Regions from separate parts of the Homo sapiens genome. Here all the other regions are linked to region 1. Evidence: chromatin loops called from intact Hi-C (ENCODE). Cell type or tissue: heart left ventricle. All regions are shown on one strand. Region 1 holds the start of LINC01182 (long intergenic non-protein coding RNA 1182). Region 2 holds the start of LOC101929048 (a long non-coding RNA gene). Region 3 overlaps LINC01182 (long intergenic non-protein coding RNA 1182). Region 4 overlaps LINC01182 (long intergenic non-protein coding RNA 1182).

What was found. Peaks named below come from ENCODE experiments on the same cell type or tissue, not always from the same donor. Only the 100,000 strongest peaks of a DNase experiment are listed, where the experiment ranks them.
Region 2: it touches region 1 in a loop (3-fold over the local background); 22 of 110 quality-filtered maps call a loop at or near these places.
Region 3: a loop joins it to region 1, with 10 times the contacts of the local background. A loop is called at or near these places in 12 of 110 quality-filtered maps.
Region 4: a loop joins it to region 1, with 6 times the contacts of the local background. A loop is called at or near these places in 30 of 110 quality-filtered maps.

Annotation. Positions count from the first base shown.
Region 1 is chr4:13,654,672-13,659,671 of GRCh38, reverse strand. It overlaps LINC01182 (long intergenic non-protein coding RNA 1182), which reads right to left and starts at 4,493. Exons shown (of 4, transcript NR_121681.1): 1 at 4,321-4,493; 2 at 1,818-1,925. RefSeq lists an enhancer at 4,919-4,968. In heart left ventricle, a CTCF peak has its summit at 2,999 (motif pointing left); a DNase peak (open chromatin) is centred at 2,981; H3K4me3 peaks cover 305 bases.
Region 2 is chr4:13,840,331-13,845,330 of GRCh38, reverse strand. All of the region lies in intron 3 of LINC01182 (long intergenic non-protein coding RNA 1182), which reads right to left. It overlaps LOC101929048 (a long non-coding RNA gene), which reads left to right and starts at 4,426. Exons shown (of 5, transcript XR_925415.3): 1 at 4,426-4,570. The region is part of intron 3 of LOC107986182 (a long non-coding RNA gene); the gene reads right to left. In heart left ventricle, no CTCF peak of the experiment used is centred here; no DNase peak of the experiment used is centred here; H3K4me3 peaks cover 753 bases.
Region 3 is chr4:13,834,150-13,839,149 of GRCh38, reverse strand. The region is part of intron 3 of LINC01182 (long intergenic non-protein coding RNA 1182); the gene reads right to left. All of the region lies in intron 2 of LOC101929048 (a long non-coding RNA gene), which reads left to right. It overlaps LOC107986182 (a long non-coding RNA gene), which reads right to left. Exons shown (of 4, transcript XR_001741382.2): 1 at 3,417-5,000; 2 at 1,749-1,806; 3 at 691-787. Among named protein-coding and RNA genes, the nearest start is that of LINC01182, 180 kb to the right of the region's middle. In heart left ventricle, no CTCF peak of the experiment used is centred here; no DNase peak of the experiment used is centred here.
Region 4 is chr4:13,858,260-13,863,259 of GRCh38, reverse strand. The region is part of intron 3 of LINC01182 (long intergenic non-protein coding RNA 1182); the gene reads right to left. The region is part of intron 3 of LOC107986182 (a long non-coding RNA gene); the gene reads right to left. Among named protein-coding and RNA genes, the nearest start is that of LINC01182, 210 kb to the right of the region's middle. In heart left ventricle, a CTCF peak has its summit at 2,993 (motif pointing right); no DNase peak of the experiment used is centred here.

The DNA of each region.
Region 1 (5,000 bases):
ATGACTGTCATAGCCATAATTCAATTGTCCCAGGACCAGCACATGTGGGTCCAGTTTTGTCAGCCTGCAAGGACATTGTGCAGCTTTGTTTGTTCCAGTGTGGGGAAGGGAGGTGTTGATAAGCATCATCATAATCAGGATCTGCTGTCCATGACTTACCATTCATTTCCTAATCAGTCATCACATTTTGTTCAAGCTTAATGCTGACCTATTGAATTTAACGCCACATTCTGCAGCAAAAAGCCACTGCTGTGTTTACTGGGGGAAATCAGCTAGCTCTTACCCTTGTTGCTGTAGCACGCACAGGAAACTTAGATTTTCAGGATATTCCCCCACCCCCGTGTTATCTAGGAGTTCTCATTTTGTTCAAAGAATGTCCCCTCTGTCTTCCCGCTTTCCCTCCGTGGTGCCAAGACAACCTGAATTACATTAAAGCCCAGGCGGCTCGATATTTAGGCTGCTTTCCTCCTCTCTCCCTTACCCCATTCCCATCAACACACATGCACACATACACCTGTGTGCACACACCCATGCACACACACAAATGGGATGTGAGCCAACAGAACACTGTGTGACCTTGAACCAGTCACATCTTTCTAAGCTTCCATTTCATCAGCTGTAAAATGAGGAGGGCAGACTCAGTTATCCCTTTCTTTTCTAATATTGTATGATTCTAATCTTCCCATCATTCTCAAATGATGGAATTAGAATTATAAAATGTCTGAAATGGAAGACATGCTGAAAACTAATCCACTAATGAAATAATATCCCCATATTTCAATTCTTCCTTATTTTTTGAGACAGCGTCTCACTCTGTCTCCCAGGCTGGAGTGCAGTGACACAATCTTGGCTCACTGAAGCCTCAACCTCCTGGGCTCAAATGCTCTTCCCATCTCAGCCTCCCAAGTACCTGGGACTACATGTGCTCACCACTACACTAGGCTAATTTTGTTCATTTTTTTTGTACAGAGAAGGTCTCACTTTGTTGCCCAGGCTGGTCTCGAACTTCTGGGCTCAAGTGATTCACCCACCTCGGCCTCCCAAAGGGCTGGGCCTACAGGTGTGAACTGCTGCACCCAGCCCACATATTTGAATTATTTTAGTGACACTTTCATCCTTTTTTTCACATCTCCACATTACTATCATTCACTTAACTGGTTTTTCTTTAAATTGACTTTTTTTTTTTTTTAGACAGAGTCTCGCTCTGCCGCCCAGGCTGGAGTGCAGTGGCATGATCTCAGCTCACTGCAAGCTCTGCCTCCTGGGTTCACGCCATTCTCCTGCCTCAGCCTCCCAAGTATCTGGGACTACAAGTGCTCGCCACCACGCCTGGCTAATTTTTTCTATTTTTAGTAGAGATGGGGTTTCACCGTGTTAGCCAGGATGGTCTCGATCTCCTGACCTCGTGATCTGCCCACCTCGGCCTCCCAAAGTGCTGGGTAAATTAACCTTTTTACTTAAATACATATATTTAAAAGGCATCCCTTATCACTATCACAAATAGAAAACCATAATCATTTGCTATACATGTAATCATAATTAAAGGAAAATAAAGCAATCTAAGAAAATTTTGGCTGGGCCCCACTGCCTGCCCAAGGACCCCAAGCTGCTGCTTGTCCCTCTCTGTGGAAATGGCAGCATAGTATATGTTTAAAGGCACTAAGGTCATGTTGGCATCAAAGGAGACTCTTTTTGCCCTAATCAGAATAGAAAAGAGCCACATTCTCTCCCAAGGGATGTCCATTTTATCTAATACAGAGGCTAGGTGCCACCCAAGATCTCTCTCAAGAACTTCACTTTGGATAAAATGGTCTCACCACTGTTCCTTAGGTTAACGTTGTAATTAGTTCATCTAATGCTCCAAATTGCCAATATCTGCATCTTCTTCACCATGACCTTCACCTGCTACCATTGCCAGGCAGCTCCTGTGAGAAAACAGATATGCTCAGAAACACACACACGCACAAGCACATGCTCCAAAACAATTTTTTAAACAACATAATGCTTCCCTGGCACTTCCCCAAGTCCACTGCTCTAGGAATCGCTGACCTCGGGCAGGTCTACGTCACTACTTTTTCTAAAGAAATCGCTGCCCATGTACAACAAAGAGCAACTTCCATTGAGCATTTGGGGAGCTCTTGAAGCGACTTCCTTTTTTCCTTCTCTCTCTTTATAGACGCGATGTGGAGTAGGGAGCAGGTGGTACACCCTTGTGGGAAAACAGGTACAGAGACTGTGGGGGGCAGACAGGGACAAAAGAGAGAGAGACACTGCCTTCTGCTTATTTTGTGTGGTATAGGAAGAAAATATTTAAACGTTTCTACTTTAGATACAGTCTGGCTTCCAATTCCAGTTCTATCATTTTCTAGCAACATAAATTTGGGCAAGTTGCTCAGCCCCTCTGAGCTTTAATCTCCTCCTTAGCAAAATGGCTCTGGTGACACACCCTTCCTTGCGTTGTGAGTGTGTAAGGCAGGTATGGTACCAGGCGCCGAGATAAACATTCATCTAACAGTCCCTTCCTCTTTTACCTTTTGTTTGTTTGTTTTTACTTTGGCACCATTTATGAAGGTCCAAAATAAATCCCTTTTTTATTTGTTTGGTTGTTTGTTTGTTTTGCCTTCTAAATCCTGAGTCTCATCTACAAAGTGGAAAAAAAAAAAAGGCTGTGAATTTCCATAATGTAAGTTTCGTTTTCTATGACTCGATTATGGCAAGTGATGTATAAAGGCTGAGTGGAGTGACAAGGAGGGGCACAGAGAAGAGGGAGGACAAACTTTACACCAGCAAATCCAACAATCGGCCCCTTTTGAAAAATCATTAGCAGCCTGCTGGAAGCTCCAAGTCTCCCAGATTTGGGATATGAGAGAGTAACAACATGAATCTAGAAAATGTGGTGCCTTTCGTGCATAGATTTGAATTAGAGAATTCTTGGTCAGTTTTGCATATGAAGTTGGGGAGAAGGCGTGGGCGGCGCAAAGAAAAACAGAGAAACACCTCCCCCTGCTGCCTGGATGGCGAATAGCAGCAAAGATGCAAAAAAAAAAAAAAAAATTCCATGGTCATATAAAAACCCTCAGCCTATTCCGAGGGTTTGCAAAGGATTCACTATGTGCAGGCAGCTGAATTTTATGGAATGCATTTTCCTATCCTAAGTTACCTTCAAAGGTCATAAAAAATGATCTTAGGACATTATTACAATGATGATGCTTTCCACTGGGCATGTTGTTATTTGTTTCTTGAACAGGAAATATATTAGCGTAACTTTTAAATTAAAATGATATAAAAGTTATAATTGAAAAGTCTTGTTTCTGACTGCCTTACGTATACCTAGCTACTTTTATTAGCTTTTCATATAAATATAAGTAAATGTGACTAATGTAGTCTTCTTTTTTTCCTTCTTACACAATAATTAGCTGTTTGACACTCTTCCGGATATTGTTTTTGTCACTTAACAACATAACTTGGTGATCCTCCCAGAGCCGAAAAGCTCTCCCAGATATGTTTCAGGGCAGCGTAACCTTCCTTGTTCTTCCTTCACTGAGCATGTTATATGTGGAAAGAACACATCCCCACTTGGGGAAACCAGATAAATTGTTTAAATTATTGCAAATGTGAATGATTTTAATGTAGAAATAACCTTTTTCATTCCACATTAATCACAAATACTGTTCACAACCCTTCGTAATAAACTTGTCTCCTGCTTATTTTTTTTTTTCTGGTATTCCTTGTGATTAGAATCTCTCGCCTTGGTATCCGCTGTGTTCAAGAGCAGAACAGAGCTTTGAACTTTACAGGCTAGTGCTCAGAATTAAAAGTGCTTAATGCCACCAAGATTTCTATTAAAAAACCCAGGGTAAAGGAAAAAGCCTTTTGCTTCAGCTGAAATGTTCTTGTAAAGGGCAAAATGGAAAATACAAACACCACTGCCGTTTGCTGGTTGGATACCACAGCCATCGGCACCTCCTGGAAATGGCAAGCCCATGAGTTCCTGATGGAAGCCAAGGTTAGTCTTATTGCATTTGAGAGAGTTAGAAAAGTGTCTTTCAGTGTGGACAGAGAGCCAGCAAGATTGTGAAGGTCAAAGAAAAATCCAATTATCCATAGCAAACACTGACCATACAATTAAATTACACCAGTCAGGAAAGCATCTGATCTTCTGCAACGGACTTCTTCCAGCAAATTTACCCTTGAATCAGTCTGGGCCATTCATTGGCAGCCAGCTGATCAGTTTCCTTCTGCTGCCCTGCATCCTGCAACATGTCTGTAGCAGATGTATCACTGCCCACCTACATCCCCTTGGCCCACCCCAGAGGTCACCTGCAGCTGCAGTGGTCAACTCCCAAGCACGCAGACATCTCAGCATCAAGAACCTGCTTCTCTCTGCCCAAGGGCTTTTTCTGGCCATAGAAGTATCCCCTGCACAGTCCAGATATGCAGGCTGGACAGAAGTTCCAGGGAGCTACCATTCCCAAGAGCAAGCCTCAAGCAATGCCTGGGAGATAAACACCCAGCTCCCTTGCTTGCCCCTTGCCTTGCTGGGGCAATGCCAAAGTGTGTGGTGCCCATACTCTCAGAGGGACACCAGTGCGACTGAGCCCCAGGTGGGACCTACTCATTAACATGCTGTTTATTGGCTTTTCTCTCTTCCCTACTGTCTCATCATTTTTCTGGGATTGACTCCTGTGAGAGCCTTGATCCAGTCAAGAGACAGAAACTACACAGTAAGTTCAACAGGACAAGTGTAACACAGAGTCATTAACTACAATGAAGAGTATAGATATAAGGAAACTCTACAAAGCAACCTAGAGCTACGAGGGAGAACTTAGGAAAAGACGAACTTGAGAAGGATTCAGACCTCTTGGGAAACGGTGAGGTTCAGCCCACGAGACAGCAGAGAAGTTAGCTGCTTTGGCTAGGCTGGAGCCGGCCTGGAATTGCTGGGAACCTCCAGGTGCAGCCAGCCTCCGTTGTGCACGCAGGGGGCGCCAATCAGCAAC
Region 2 (5,000 bases), 190 kb before region 1:
ATGGAGAGACCAGAAAACTGGGATATTAATTAGGATCATTTTGTTCCTTAATAATGAGTTTCAATTGACTTATAACCAGTTATAAGCTTACTGTCTTTCGCTCTGCATTGTTAATTGTACTTATTCATTTTTACAGTTGCTAAATTATAAGATATGCCATAGTTGTGAAAGAAAAGAAAGGATTTATGTGTGTTGTATGCTAGGCTGTGCAGGAGAAAGTGAAATTTAAAGTGTTAAAAATGTTCATGAGAAAGTCAATGTGATTCTCTCCAACTCACAGTTCCCAGAGCAGGGAGAAAGCCAGGGCAGCCTCTCCACTCTGCAGCTATTACCACTGAGATTCAATTTGCTGCACAGGTCTCCTGAAGTAGTTTATTATTCTGGGATTGGGCCAAAATTTGTTTCACAACAACCTTCCAAGAGTCCCAAGCCTTCTTAGCTACCCAAACTATATTATGAGAGAACTGTCTTCAAAGACCAAAATGATCACTGTCATCATCATCATAATTATTTCTCTCCACATGAGAAAAGTTACTTAACGACCTTGAGCCTCCATTTTCTGGTTTGTGACATATAAATTTGCTTCTACCTGCATAACACAAAGCCTCCCACACAGAAAGTACTTAATTCATGTTAGCTGCTAGTGGCATTTATCAAGTAGGATGTCAAGCCAAAAATTGCCCAAATTCAAATCTTCTACCGGACTTAAGGACCTCCCATTATAGTCCAGTTTCTGTCTTCCAGGCAAGCATCTTCTATTTGGCTTAGAAAAGGAGTTTAAAACAACCAAGGATCTTACTCCTCAGACACAATTCTCCTCACTACATACAGGAAAGCCTTGCCTTTTCAGCCCCAGGAGAGCATAGATGACCTCTCTGATAATTGTAGTGTTATACGCATATATACACAGCATTCATACACATAGACAGTAACATCAGGGAAAAGTTGTCTTAGCAGCTCAGCTAAATCTCCTTTGTGAAAGGCTCTGAATTTTTGCTTTAGAAGAAATTGCAGATCAGATATTTCAGCTAAAGCATGAGGCCCCAAGGATCATGCACAATTAAAAATAGATGCTTGCTGTGCTGCCTTCAAAAGAAAATAGGCTTTTTAAAAATAGAAAAACAGAAAAAGAGAGAGAAGAAAGGAAGAAAGGAGGGAGGGAGGGAAGGAGGGAGGGAGAGAGATGGGAATGGAGGAAGGGAGGGAGAAAGGGAAGGAAGGAAGGAAGCAAGGAAGGAAGGAAGGAAGGAAGGAAATGAGGAAGAGAGGAAGGAAGGAAGGGAAATTTTTCTAGATGGGGGAATTTTGTTTTGTTGAACTGCTCGTTCTTGGCTCTGGAAATCTGGAAACACAATATGAGAAGGCTCTGCTTAATAAAGAATTGAAGAATTTGCAGTTCTCCCAAAGAAAACCCAGGAAGCAGAGGGATTGAGGCTTTGCTCTAGTTGGAGAAGAGAGAGAAGGGAATCCCACAGGCAATGGGCATTCAGTGAATGACACCTCTTCTAACATTTAGATTCAAACTAGTAGAGTCACTGCTTCCATCTGCCTGCAACTTGCTACAGAGTGGGTAAAAACGTAGACCTAAGGAACTAAATGGAATCTACAAAATTTTAACAGAGAGGTTACATTCAAGTAAGTTTTTAGTGAGATCTTTTCATAGCTTAAGTGGCAATGTATAAGCTAACACTACAGTCATTCATCCAGTCCAAGATGCATGTTTTTCACATTTTGATGTCTCTACAGTTCAGATTCACCTTGCAACTGATAATGAGTTAATATTAATTGGCAATGCCTTATTTTTATTTTCTTTCTTGGAGGCCAGGAGAAGAATGTTATGTCTTATATATGGCCTCTCAGAATCTATGAATATGGCAGCTCTGTATTAGTCCATTTTCACACTACTGTAAAGAAATACCCAAGGCTCAGTAATTTATAAAGGAAAGACTCACAGGCTGCAAACTTTCTAAAATTTTATGTTCTGCTTCCCTTTTAAACATAAGTTCCAATTTCAGATCATCATTTTCAAGTTCAAAGTTCCACAGATCTCTAGGGTGGGGGCAAAATGGCGCCAGTATCTGCTAGAGCATAGCAACAGCGACTTATGCTCCAGTTCCCAAGAAGTTTTTCATCTCCATCTGAGACCCCCTCAGCTTGGACTTCATTGTCCACATCACTATCAGCATTTTGATCAAAACCATTCAACAAGTCTCCAGGAAGTTCCAAACTTTCCCACATCTTCTGCCTTCCTCTGAGACCTGCAAACTGTTCTAACCTCTGCTCATTAACCAGTTCCAAAGTTGCTTCCACATTTTCAGGTTATCTTTATAGAAGTGCCCCTCTCCCGGTATAAATTCACTGTATTAGTCCATTTTCACACTGCAATTATGAAATGCCTGAGACTAGGTAATTCATAAAGGAAAGAGGTTTAACTAACTCACAATTCCACATGGCTGGAGAAGCCTTGGGAAACTTACAATCATGGCGGAAGGAGAAACAGTCACCTTCTTCACAAGGTGGCAGGAGAGAGAAGAGAGAGAAGGAGGAACTTCCAAACACAAAAAACCATCAGCTCTTATGAGAACTCACACCATCATGAGAACAGCATGGGGGAAACCGCCCCTATAATCCAGTCGCCTCCCTCCTTCAACAGGCGGGGATTACAATTTGAGATAAGATTTGGGTGGAGTCACAGAGCCAAAGCATAACATACTCCAACAGATGTGCCAATGACTTTAACGCTTCAGACTATGTTTCACAAATACTGGAACTATCACAGTCCTCAGGTTGAAATGTCAGACTACAAGCCAGCAAAAACAGACCCAGGTTTATTTTTTTAATTGGTATCTCTGAGAGTTCAGAAAGTCCTTATCTAACCTCCGACATGCGGTAGAGCACAGAGAAGAGTCCAATTTAATTTTCCTGATACCTTTTTCATAAGCTGATGACCCAGCTAACCATGTGCTTTGATTAACTCACTGGGTCATAAATATCTTGAATCCTTCCACCCTCATCACCACAGAGAAGGCAATTCAGAGCACTCCACCTCTGTAAACAAATTTTTTTAAAGAAAATATATTTATTTGGAAATAAAGCAATTCAATGGGAATACATATGCCATGCTAAAGCATGTGTGTTTTAGGGAGATAAAGGAAGACAAAGGTTTTAAAAGAAAAAAAAATGCAGCATAATCATTTTGAAATAATTATCCATGGCTACAGAGAGAAATAACAAGGTTGATGCCAGTCCAGGGTTGAACAGGCAGTTATTGGGCAGATGTCCTTGTAGAAGTAGTTTTAGTGTAAGGCTGTGATGCCCTGTGTTTAAGGTTGTGATTTTTGCATTCTTTTTTAAATTCTAACTTTTACTTTAGATTCAGAGGGTACATGTACAGGTTTGTTACATGGATAAATTACATGTCACTGGGGTTTGTTATACAGATTATTTCATTATCCAGATAATAAGCATAGAAACTAATAGGTAGTTTTCTGATCCTCACCTTCCTCCCATTTTCCACCTTCAAGTAAGCCACAGTATCTACCGTTCCCCTCTTTGTGTCTATGTGTACTCAGTGTTTAGCTCCCACTTACAAGCAAGGACATGTGATATTTGGTTTTCTGTTTCTGCATTAATTTTCTTAGGATAATGGCCTCCAGCTTCATCCATATTGCTGCAAAAAAATGTGATTTTAATGTTTTTTATGGCTGAGTATACTTTCAGTCCAATTAGATTATTTCCTTTCTGCAAGAATCATTGTCCATTTTTAACATTCAGTTGAGTCTAGGAAACTTGCATAATTTTTATTCCACATTTTTCTTCTTGAAAAAAAGACTTGGACTTTCTAATTCCATCTTAGCCTAGTGGATAGAGTAAATACTCCGGAAATAAAAAGTGCCAGACAAGGGTCTTTAGTAGAATGAGGAGCATGGCACAGAGAGAACCTTCTTCAATGATGCTACAAATCTTCAGTAAAAACTCCCATGTGCGCTCCCGCACACACAAACACACAAACACACACACTCTTACTTATTTGGATTTCTTGTTAAAGATTATTATTTTGTAGCTAGATAATAATGGAACAAAACAGTCAGTGTGTGTGGTGGAGAGAACTGATTGTATCTGTAATGCATGAGCGTTAACTAGAGTCATTCATGTACAAAGGTTAAAAACGATGTGGTATACAGGCAAAGGAGGATATGTGCATTTTCACTGGATCTTGTTGTTTGGGCACCTGAGACAAGCTGGCAGTCACTAAATCTCAGCGATCACTCAATGTGTGCCAGGCATTCGCACACAATATCACTAACACCCATGACAGTCCTTCAAGAGAGGTTCTGCTGTCTGAGAGATTATGTGACACGCCTAAGGTCACAGGATCAGCAAATACTAGGGCTGAGATTTAAACCCAGAACTGTCTACTGCCAAAGCTTTTGCGCTCTCCCTCGTGCCACGTTGCTTCTCATTTTGGGCTTGGTCTCCACTTCCCAGTCCTTGAAGGAGTTCTCCAGGTCTGCCCCATTAGCACTGCATCTCAGAAGGAAGCTGCAGCTGCGCCGCCAATCTCCCGGTGGTGAGTAACCTTCCTGCTTTGCATCTAACCTTGTGTTCTCCATTGAGTGCTGACAGGTAGCAGTAGTCCTTCCTTTCTGAAAATGTCACTGAGCCATCTTCACAGAGAAAAGGCAGCGCTGACATTCTACTTTTCCTGTGACTGCCTGGAGAATGTTTAATCCCCATGACCTTGTGGCTATTTAACAAGAGCCAATCCTCAGACCTTGTCAGTCAGTGACAGCCAGCATTTTGTTTAATGGGCCCGAGGGTGGGCTTGGTTTGCAGTGGGGAAGGGTAACATCTGGTTGGAGTTTAAAAGGCAAATGGGGTTTCTCAGTGATTATTATTCATCAACAGTACTCAGATGCATGTTTTCCCTGTGTTTCTGTTTATAATCAAAAACAAATCCCAAACACAGATATTTAAAATCTACATTGTTTTTATGACAA
Region 3 (5,000 bases), 180 kb before region 1:
AAGAGGAGAGTCCAAGGACAAAGTGACTACAGAGGAATGGTCGGAGATACAATTTTGCTGGCTTAGAAGGCGGAGGAAGGGGCCATGAGCCAAGGATACAGGCAACCTCTAGAAGCTGGGAAGGGCAAGGAAATGAAATGTCCTTTATGAAAAGTAATGCAGCCCTGTAACACCTTGATTTTAGCCCACTGAGACATATGTTGGATTTCTAACATACAGAACTGAAGACAGTAAATGTATGTGTGTGTGTGTGCGTGCATGCGTGTGTTTCCTGAGTCAGGGTCTTGCTCTGTCACCCAGGCTGGAATGCATTGGCACGATCTGGCTCATTGAAGCCTCAAACTTCTGGGCTCCAGAGATCCTCCTGCCTCAGCTACTCTGGCTATTTTTTTTTTTTAATTTGTGTTTTTTAGAAATGGAGTCTCTCTATGTTGCCCAGGTTGATGTTGAACTCCTGGCCTTAAACGAAGCTCCCACCTCAGCCTCCCATGTTGCTGGGATTACAGGCATGAGCCATCACATCCAGCTAAGTCTGCATTGTTTTCAGCCACCATGTGAGTATCACTTTGTTACAGGAGTAATAGAAAACCAATGCACTGAGTGATGATATTGATTGTAAGCAGGGAAGGTCCCTTTAGAGGTCTCACAAAATGTAACAGTGTAATGAAATGCGAAAAAGCAAGAACTAACCTTAAAAGAGCTGAGAGAAGATTCCAGAAGAAGAAAGAGCTGGTATTGAGTTCCAGAGGGAGGACACTCCTTGGCAAAGGAGACCCAAGTGGCTGAGCTGGTGGAGCAAGAAACAGAGAGAGAAAAGATGAGATGGAGCTGGAGAGGTTGGCAGAGGTCCTCTGCAGGACTGGGAGGTCATGGCAGGAGGACTGGAGTTTATTTTAAGAGCAATAGATGGCTATAGAATAGAGCAGAAGGGTGATAGGTTGTTTTTCACTTTCTTAATGATATCCTTAGAGGCACACAATTTTTAATTTTGATAAAGTAAAACTTAAAAATCTTATCCTTCATCACTTGCAGTTTTAGTGTCATATCTAAGAAATCATTGCCAAACCCTAGACCACACCGTTTTACTCTGGCATTTCCTTCTATGAGTTCAACAGTTTTAGCCCTTACATTTAGGTCTATGATCTACCTTGAGTTAATGTTTGTGTATGGCATGAGGCAGGGATCCAATTTCATTCTTTTGCATGTGGATATGCAGTCGTCCCAGCACCATTTGTTGAAGGGATAAGTAACATTTTATTGCAATAAAGACAGACTCAGTAATAATGCTATGCTGAGCCATGTTGATGCCCAAGGCAAAAGAAAAAAATCAGTAACATAGTGTTTTGTAAATATTAAAGATACAAATTCTTTCTAATTTGGTCTTGAAGTCTCTCCCTGGAGAGTGGCTATAAACTCTAGCCCTGCCCTGACGACAGGGCTCCAGGGAAGGCAGTTTCTGGATGTTTACAGCATGCCTTTCAAGGGATACATCTTTATCCTGGTAGACTGCCTAATGCCTAAGTGTCCGGCCATGGCCAGGTGTTCCCCATACAGAAAACTTGCTTTTATTCACAGATGTCCCTGTGGCTCTTGTCTAAGCTGTGTTTAGTTTATTCCTACCAAGATAGCCACTCCATAGGAGAGCCCTGACCAGGAAAGAAGTTAGGCTCATGTTTGTCTGTCAGGGGAGACACAGGAGGAGGCAGCACAACACCGAGCATGAAATAACAGACATATTTATTACTTACAGATTCCACAGTGCAGGGGGCAGTATGCCTCCCAGGGTCACTGGAAAGGGGGAAGCCACTGAGGACACGTGCATTCAGCCAGCAGGTGGGGAGCAAGAGAGAGAGAAGGGGACCTGTAAGCCAAATTCTTTATTGGGTCCTGGGAGTTACTCAAGCAGGTTTCCTGTGGGGAGGTCTAACTGGTGGTACAAGCAGGCATTAGTTTCATGGGGGTCACGCTGTGACTAAGAGGTGGCCACTGTGGCACACCTGCACAGTCCATGTGGGGTGTGGAGGTCAGTGGGGCTAATTAGGTCAGTTGTATCTGGCTGTCTCATGGAGAGGTAACTATCACGAGTTATATAAGCCAGAGAGCTGAACTGACCACCTTAAGGAACTAGGAGGAGTTGTAAAACTGGATACTGCACCAAGGGTGACTAAGCCTGCTTCTGGTATGAGAAAGTTAAAGTTATATTCAAAATGGATACTGAAGCAACATGAAATTATAAGAATTCACTCAATACTATTTATCTTAAAATTTTATTTTTTTTTCACTGTGGGTTTTTGCATTAATTTTGTTTAAAATATTGCATTTAATATTACTTATCCTAGTTACTGAGACCTTGAAGCCCTTTTACATTTTGTGCCTAAAATAGGCCTTATTCACCTCACTCTAGTTAATGTCCTACAAAGTCCCTAGCTCAGCTTACCATGCCTTCCACACCCTAAACCCTGCCTGCCCCTCCATCTGCCTCTCACCCCCCATTCCTCAACTGTTATCACTAATAATACAGATTAGTTCATGTTTCCTTGCACACATCATGCTATGTCAAGTGTCTGTCATTTTGATCTTGCTCACCACTTGACTTGGAATCACTTATCTTTAATATCTTGCTCTTTCCCATCCTACAAGATCAGGTGTTAACTCCTCCAGAAAGCTTTCCTTGCGCCTCCGGGTGGGTTGGCGCTCCTCACCCAGGCTCCCACAGTGCCCTCCTCACCCATTGTGCTCCCATAATTATTATAGAATAATAACATAATAACATAGCATGTATTACCCTGTAAAATAATTATTTATTATTTGTCTTCTCTCCTTCTGGACTGCAGCACTTTGTCCCTTATGTCAAACTGTATCTTACCCACTTGAACATTCTCATGTCCTAGCACAGTGCCTAGAATATGACAGATAAGTAATAGATATTTGTTTAACAGTTAATCTAGCTAGAAGTACAGCAAGGAGAAGCCAATCCAATCTGCCTAAAGTGAACAGAGAAGGTTCCTCATGGAATCTCCCTGGTAGGAGGACACAAGTTAAGCATCTGGCACAGAACGCTTCCCTGCTAAAAAGGTGAGACATCCCAGAGAACAGAGGCTGTGCCTGAGGCAAGAGCTCCTTGTCTGGACTCCGAGGATGGAAGCAAAGACTTACAAGACCTCATTAGAGAGTCAGCCCCATAGACAGAAGGATAATTTAGAAATTTAATAACTGGATCTGGCCTACAAGTGAAGCAGAGAAGTGGCTACTTCCAAGGAGTGAAACAGTGAGCAAAATTAAGGGAAAATTCCCACTGAGCTCACTTCATTTATTCATTCATTCATTCACTAGTCATTTCATAAACATTTATGGAGCATCTTTTGGGGGTACTGGGATAGGCCCTGGAATACAGGGATCAAAGATCATCTCCTTACCCAAAGAAATCCATGGCCAAGTCAACTGCTGCAAACCTACTATGTGTGGGATGGGAAACCAAAAAATACAGGTATTAACAACAAAGTCTAGCCTTCAGTGTTTTTACTGGATTATTCTATTTGCCTATCCAAATCCACTCTCTATCTTTGTCCACCCTGCTATTCCCTGGGGAAGCTGAACCTGAACCACACTCTTGGGCTCCCTTGACCACTGACTACCAACTGCACATGGCCAGTGTTGTGCATCAGCAGGAGATTGGAAGGAGAGAAGTGAGTGAGGGTGTGGCATTTATTACTATTGCCGTGGGGTTTCCATGGGCCAGTTCTGTTGAAAGCCAGGAATCCTATGTTTCTTCCGCATAGCCCCCGCAGTCTTCTGGCTCTCTTTCCCCTCTCTCCACTCTTTCAGGCCTACAATAGCACCTAGATTTCATAGTCCTCTGGCATTTGACTATTCTTCGTGGTTTCCCTAAGCCCTGCTCCCAGCTTTGTAAGTAGTCCTTTATTAAATTCATTTCACATTATCCAAGTGTAAGTGTGCCATCTGTTTCTTGCTGGGACCTTGACTGACACAACAAGCTCCTAAGGGAGATGTGACAAGAACATCAATAAACGGGGGATGGAAGGAGGAATCCCCTTGGACATGTGAATGAATATATATGGCCACCCACTGGGAAAGGAGGCCATGAGAAAAAGTCAAAGCCAAACACGTTGGGATTATTTGCCTTTATGCCCAGGAAGCTGGAACAGAGCAGGGAGCTGGTCGAAGGTACCCGAGAATCCATCCCTGAAGGATAGCAGATTTGGAGGGTAAGGAAAGATTTCTTTCTACCTGAGAAGTGCCTAGGAGACAGTGACTCTGAGTTTTCTTGGGGTAGACAGCAATGAAGGCTTAATAAGCAGACCCCCCAGACTGGTCTCCTCTCCCCTTGCCACTGTGGGACCTTGAGGCAAAGGGAGGAGCAGACTGATGCACCTCGAGTGCTATAGAGAAAGGGAAACAAGACTGTTTCCTGAGTTGCAGAATATGTCAAAAAATAAGAGGACAAAACCACACTCTGTCAAGTCACCTTAAAGACACGAAATAGGTTCTAGGCCTATAAAAGTGCCTGTGGCTTAGCATAGCTAGAGGTTATCTAGATGTTTTCAGTCTGAGAACTTTCACCTGAGGAAGAAGGACACATCAGACTCTTCTAACAGCATTCGAGTCACACTACTCACATCCCTCTTTTCAGTTCCATCCTCCTCAAAACTCCTTAGAGGTATTATTTGGTTCCTCATGTGGTTTTCTTACATGGAAGAAGAACCATATGTATGCTGATCAGGTTTAAGGTACCTAACAAGTAGAATTCATGCTGAAAATCAATACTTTCGGCATCTGCAGTCTCCTAAAAGCATTGTTAGTGAGAGTCAGCCTCCCCAAGTCCAGGAAACTCAAACACTTTGAAAATCTAAACCCACAAAGCCAAGGTCAAAATCCTGGCTTGGGTGAAGTCATGAATATCAGTGCTGCCTGGAGGCTCCTTGGAAGCCCACCATCCACCAGCCTGGGACACACACAGACACACTGGTACTTTGATGAGC
Region 4 (5,000 bases), 200 kb before region 1:
GAACTGGAACACAGATCAGTTAAAAAAAGTTTATATTTATTGTTTTTGTTAAAATATTTGAGTTCTTTGTAGATTCTGGATATTAGTTATTTGTCAGATGCATAGTTAGAAAATATTTTCTCCCATTCTACAGGTTGTCTTTTCACTCTGTTGATTATTTCTTTTGCTGTGCAGAAGCTTTCTTTACCACTATGCAATATATCCATGTAACAAAACTGCACTTATACTCCCTAAATCTATAATTTTTAAAAAACAAAAAGAGTTTACATTGATGCATCAAGTAGAGAAATGAATATAGAGAGGAAAAGTAAAAGATACTTGGAACATAAATGGAAATGTCTAACATATGTCTCATTAGAGTCCCAGAAAAAAAGAGAGAGAGAATTGATCAGATGAGTATTTAAAGACAGACTGGCTCAGAATTTTTCTAAACTGGTGAAAAGACACAGATCCAAGAGTATCTCAGAACTTGAGCAACATGAAAAAAGAAACATGAAAGAAAGAAAAAAACACAAAAGAAACATCATAGACAAACTGTTAAAAAACATAGAGTGAAACTCTTAAAAGCAGAGAGAAAAAAATATATCCTCTGATTTTTTAGCAGAAATTACGGAAGCCAAAGACAATATAATGAATGTTTAAATACTGGACAAAAATAACTTATCAGTCTAAAATGCTTTTGCTAGTAACTAAAAAAATATCTTTCAAAATGAAGATCCAAACCAAAAACCAAAAACCACCTTGATATGGTTTGGTTGTGTCCCCACCCAAATCTCATCTTGACTTGTAGCTCCTATAATTCCCATGTGTCGTGGGAGAAACCCAGTGCAAGGTGATTGAATCATGGGGGCGAGTCTTTCCTGCACTGTTCTCATCATAGTGAAGGACTCTCAAGAGATCTGATGGTTCTATGAGGGGGAGTTTCCCTGCACAAGCTCTCTCTTTTTGCCTGCTGCCATCCATGTAAGATGTGACTTGCTCCTCCTTACCTTCTGCCATGATTGTGAGGCCTCCTCAGCCACATAAAACTGTAAATCCATTAAACCCTTTTTCCTGTATAAATTACCCAGTCTCAGGCATGTCTTTATCAACAGCATGAAAACAGACTAATACACAACTCTTCCACAAAAACTGTTGAAATAAATAAATAAATAACAAAAATAAAACCTACTATACCAAGTATTGGCAAAGATATAGAGCAACTGGAATCCTCACACATAGCCTGTGAACACCCGAATTATTTATAGTTGCTTTGGCAAAGCTCTTGGTGGCAGCAGCTAATGCTGAATATGCACATTATTTACATCAGAGCAATTCCACTCCTAGGTATGTATTCAAGAAAAATTTGTGTGTGTGTGTGTGTGTGTGTGTGTGTGTGTATTTATCAAAAGACACATAAGTAAACAGTCATTATTCAGAGCAACTCAAAACTACAATCTAAAAGTCAACTAAAGGAAAATGAATAGATTATGGTACATTCACACAATAGAATACTATATAGCAATAAAAATGAACCACTATACCACTATTCCATGCTATAATGTGGAAAAATTTCATAGCTATAACAAGCAAAGGAATCCAGACACAAAAGAGTTGATATTGAATGATTTCACTTATATTAATCTCAAGAAACGGCAGAACTACTCTGTGGCGAGATAATTTAGAATAGTGGTTACATTCAGGAAGGATGGGTTAATGACTGGGAGGGATGTGAGGGAGAATTCAAGGACAGTGGTAAGTAGAGGTTACACAGGTATATTCACTTGTGATTAAAAATAGAAATCACAAAAATTATGTATGCTTTGCAGTATGCTTATAATTTTAAAAATATTTTAAAGTTTAGATCTAAATGTGTAGACATAAAACGATGTCTAAGCTATAATATTGAATAAAAAGAGCAAGTTGTAGAACAGTCCATATAGTATGAGTGTTTGTTAGAAAACTAAGCTTTTAAAGTGCTATATGTGTGGATCTGGAGGAATATATTGCCTCTAGTAAAGGCTGTGTGTGACAATAAGAGACTTTCCCTGCTGTAATTCTATATTCTTTATTATTTTAGTTTTTCACAACAAGCATTAACTGCTTCACTGTTGGGGATTTTTGTTAGAATAAAGCTTCTGAAAAGCTTTTGGGAGGTGAGGACTTGAAGTGAATCGTAACTGAAATAAAGACATGGCATGGAGAAACAATTGGTATAAAAAAATAATTTGAGTTTGATCCTTTTGCTCTGATGACTGCCTGGGCACAGGAAGTCAGAGAGGAGTTGAAGTGTCTGCAACGTCTCAAGCAGGGGCCTTAACCACTTAAGCAGTCAGTGAAACCCCAGTATCCAAAATACATATTTTCACCCAAAGCCAAAAATTAAATGATATGTCCGGGACTTCTGTTACCCTTCCTCTCCACCCAGCTTCCAACTCTTTCCTATATGCTATATTTTAACCAACTTTATTTCCTTCCAAAGTCTTCTGTATTATCCCCCTCAGGAGTAAAATGTATTCTGCCATATTACTTTCAATTACCACTTAATAATTTATGAAATTACTCAGCATCATACCTGCAGTATTTCAGTCAGGCCCCATGGCATTGTAATGAGGCTTGATTTAACATGGTCATTATAAATGCTGCTAAAGGTTAATAGGGAAAAAAGTTTCATTCCAATGCGTTTGATTTCAATCACTTAGAAATAAAATAAGCATCTGTCACTAAGCATAGGACTTCCTTTTCCTGTAAGCAGCAGGGTGTGATTATTTCCCTCACAAAAGTTTAGCAGAATATAAAGGACTATGATCCGGCAGAAAGCCAACCTGTGGGAAGCATGGTGCAGAGCAGAATTTTCCAAGGATTTCACCATAGACTTTTTGGTCAGTACAATTCTTTGTTGTGCAGGACTGTCTTTCATGTGGAAGAATACCCAACATTCCTGACCTTTGCCCACTAAATGTCTGTAGTATCCCAGTTACTGCTACAGCCCCAGATAGCCCTGAGAATTTTCAAATCCCCTCTTGGGGGCAGCACTCCTCCCAGTTTATTACCATTAGTTTACAAGTTTAGAAAGTCTAGTTTATGCTGAATAGCTTTTTTTTTTTTTAATGTAACAACAGAAAAAAGAGTAGCTGTATGTGATCTCAACCATCCTCTGAGGAGGACAGATCCTTTGGTTTTTGAGCCCTTCAGTGGAGGACTGGAACCAGCTCATCATAGCTCTCAAGAGCTCAATCTCTTCCTGATGCAATATTCATTGACTTTGCATTAGTAGTTTGAAATCATCCACGGTGATAATTTTTGGAAAGCAAGTTGTTAGGCGTTCATCAGTGCACCCTTTTTAACAGATGTATAGTTACAACCATAGGAGCTAGGGAGACCTGAATTATTACCCATTATGGAGAAAAAAGAATTTGCAGCTTTCAGGGAACAATGGAGAAAGAATTTGAGAACAGGGATAGAGAAAAGGAACAAAGTAGAAAATTGCAGCCTTACTCTGTTGAGACCATCAATCTTCAATAAATTCCTCTTAAATTAAAAAACGCTTAAAGCTAGAAAGAAGCCAATGAAAATGCTGAATTGTACCTGAATCTATTCATTTCAATGAATAAATTTGAGTCTATTTATTCATTCAAAAAATATTTATTGGGCACCTACCACATCCTGTTCTACGCACTAAGTTGACATAGCCATTAAAAGACAAGACATATAACTGCAGAAATATGAGACAGAGGAGCTTCATAAGAAGTAAATTCCAGAAAATATATAGAAACTTTATGGAGAATTTTGAACATTTCTTTGGAATCAGTGAAGCCTTAAGAAAATCATACCTGGATACGAAAGGAACAAAAAACTGAATTTCAAATGGAAAATGGGAATTTCCACAGAGATGAGCGAAACATCCAATTTCTTGGCATCTGAGGCTGAATTGCTTCCCCACACTCAATCCTAAAAACAGCATACCTCTGCCAATCCCTTAACCCTGGCACTTGGGAGGTGCTCATATCAAGGGAAGAACAGGATGATAAGATGTCTGGAGGCCACATAACCAGGAAGATACTACCCTTGGAGAAGCTCAGGGAACATAGGCTCTATCTTCAAATATCTGAGGACTGTCAGGAGAAATTAGATGTTTCCTCACTAGTTTTAAAACCAGGGCTAAAAACAACAGACAGAAATAATAACAGGGTTGTGGATTTAATCTTAATAGGAGGAAAAGAAAAATGCATTTCCAACAGTCACAGCTGTCATTTGAACCACTATATTGCATTCCTACTTCACCATGTCAACAAGAGAAAATCTGAGCTCTTTAATGGCTCCTAGAGATTTCTGATGACCCATCTGGTTCCTGCTTGCTGCACCAGCTCCGATATCTTCCGCTTCTGCATGGCATTTAATGTTCAACAAAGATCAAACTTCTTGTACTTTAGTACATACCAAGCTGTTTGTTCTCTCAGTGCCTTGCTTCTGCTTGAAATGTCCTGTCCCTTCTTGATTTGTTTATATTCCTCTTATGCCTTAAGACTCTGCCCATGTAACTGAGAGAACTTGCCCCTCTTATCTGTTCCCATAACATGCTATATAGATCTCCATCATTGGTCTTCTGTATGCATATAACTAAAATAAATTTCTGAGAGTGTATCTATTACTGTGATGGTTGAAAAGAGCTAAATGGATTTTCATCTAAGTTGCTTCCTTATGGAATAGTCTATATTCAAAAATGGACTATGCTGTAAACATAACATTTACTTAGGTGTGCATGTTGACACTTACAAACAAACAGTCATTGTCCAGAGCATCTGAAGCTGAGGTGCAAGGAAAAGCACATAAAACTATAAATTGTGACAGGTGTGTCATATAGATTTAAATATTATGACTAGAGAAAAACAATGACAGCTTCAAATATGAATCCCAAATCAAAACTCACAAGGATGGACACTCCAAATCAAAATTGTTGGTTTAAAATTGAGTTGTTTTTCACAAGTGTAACTTTCCACCATAGATGAGAAGTGTTCTTG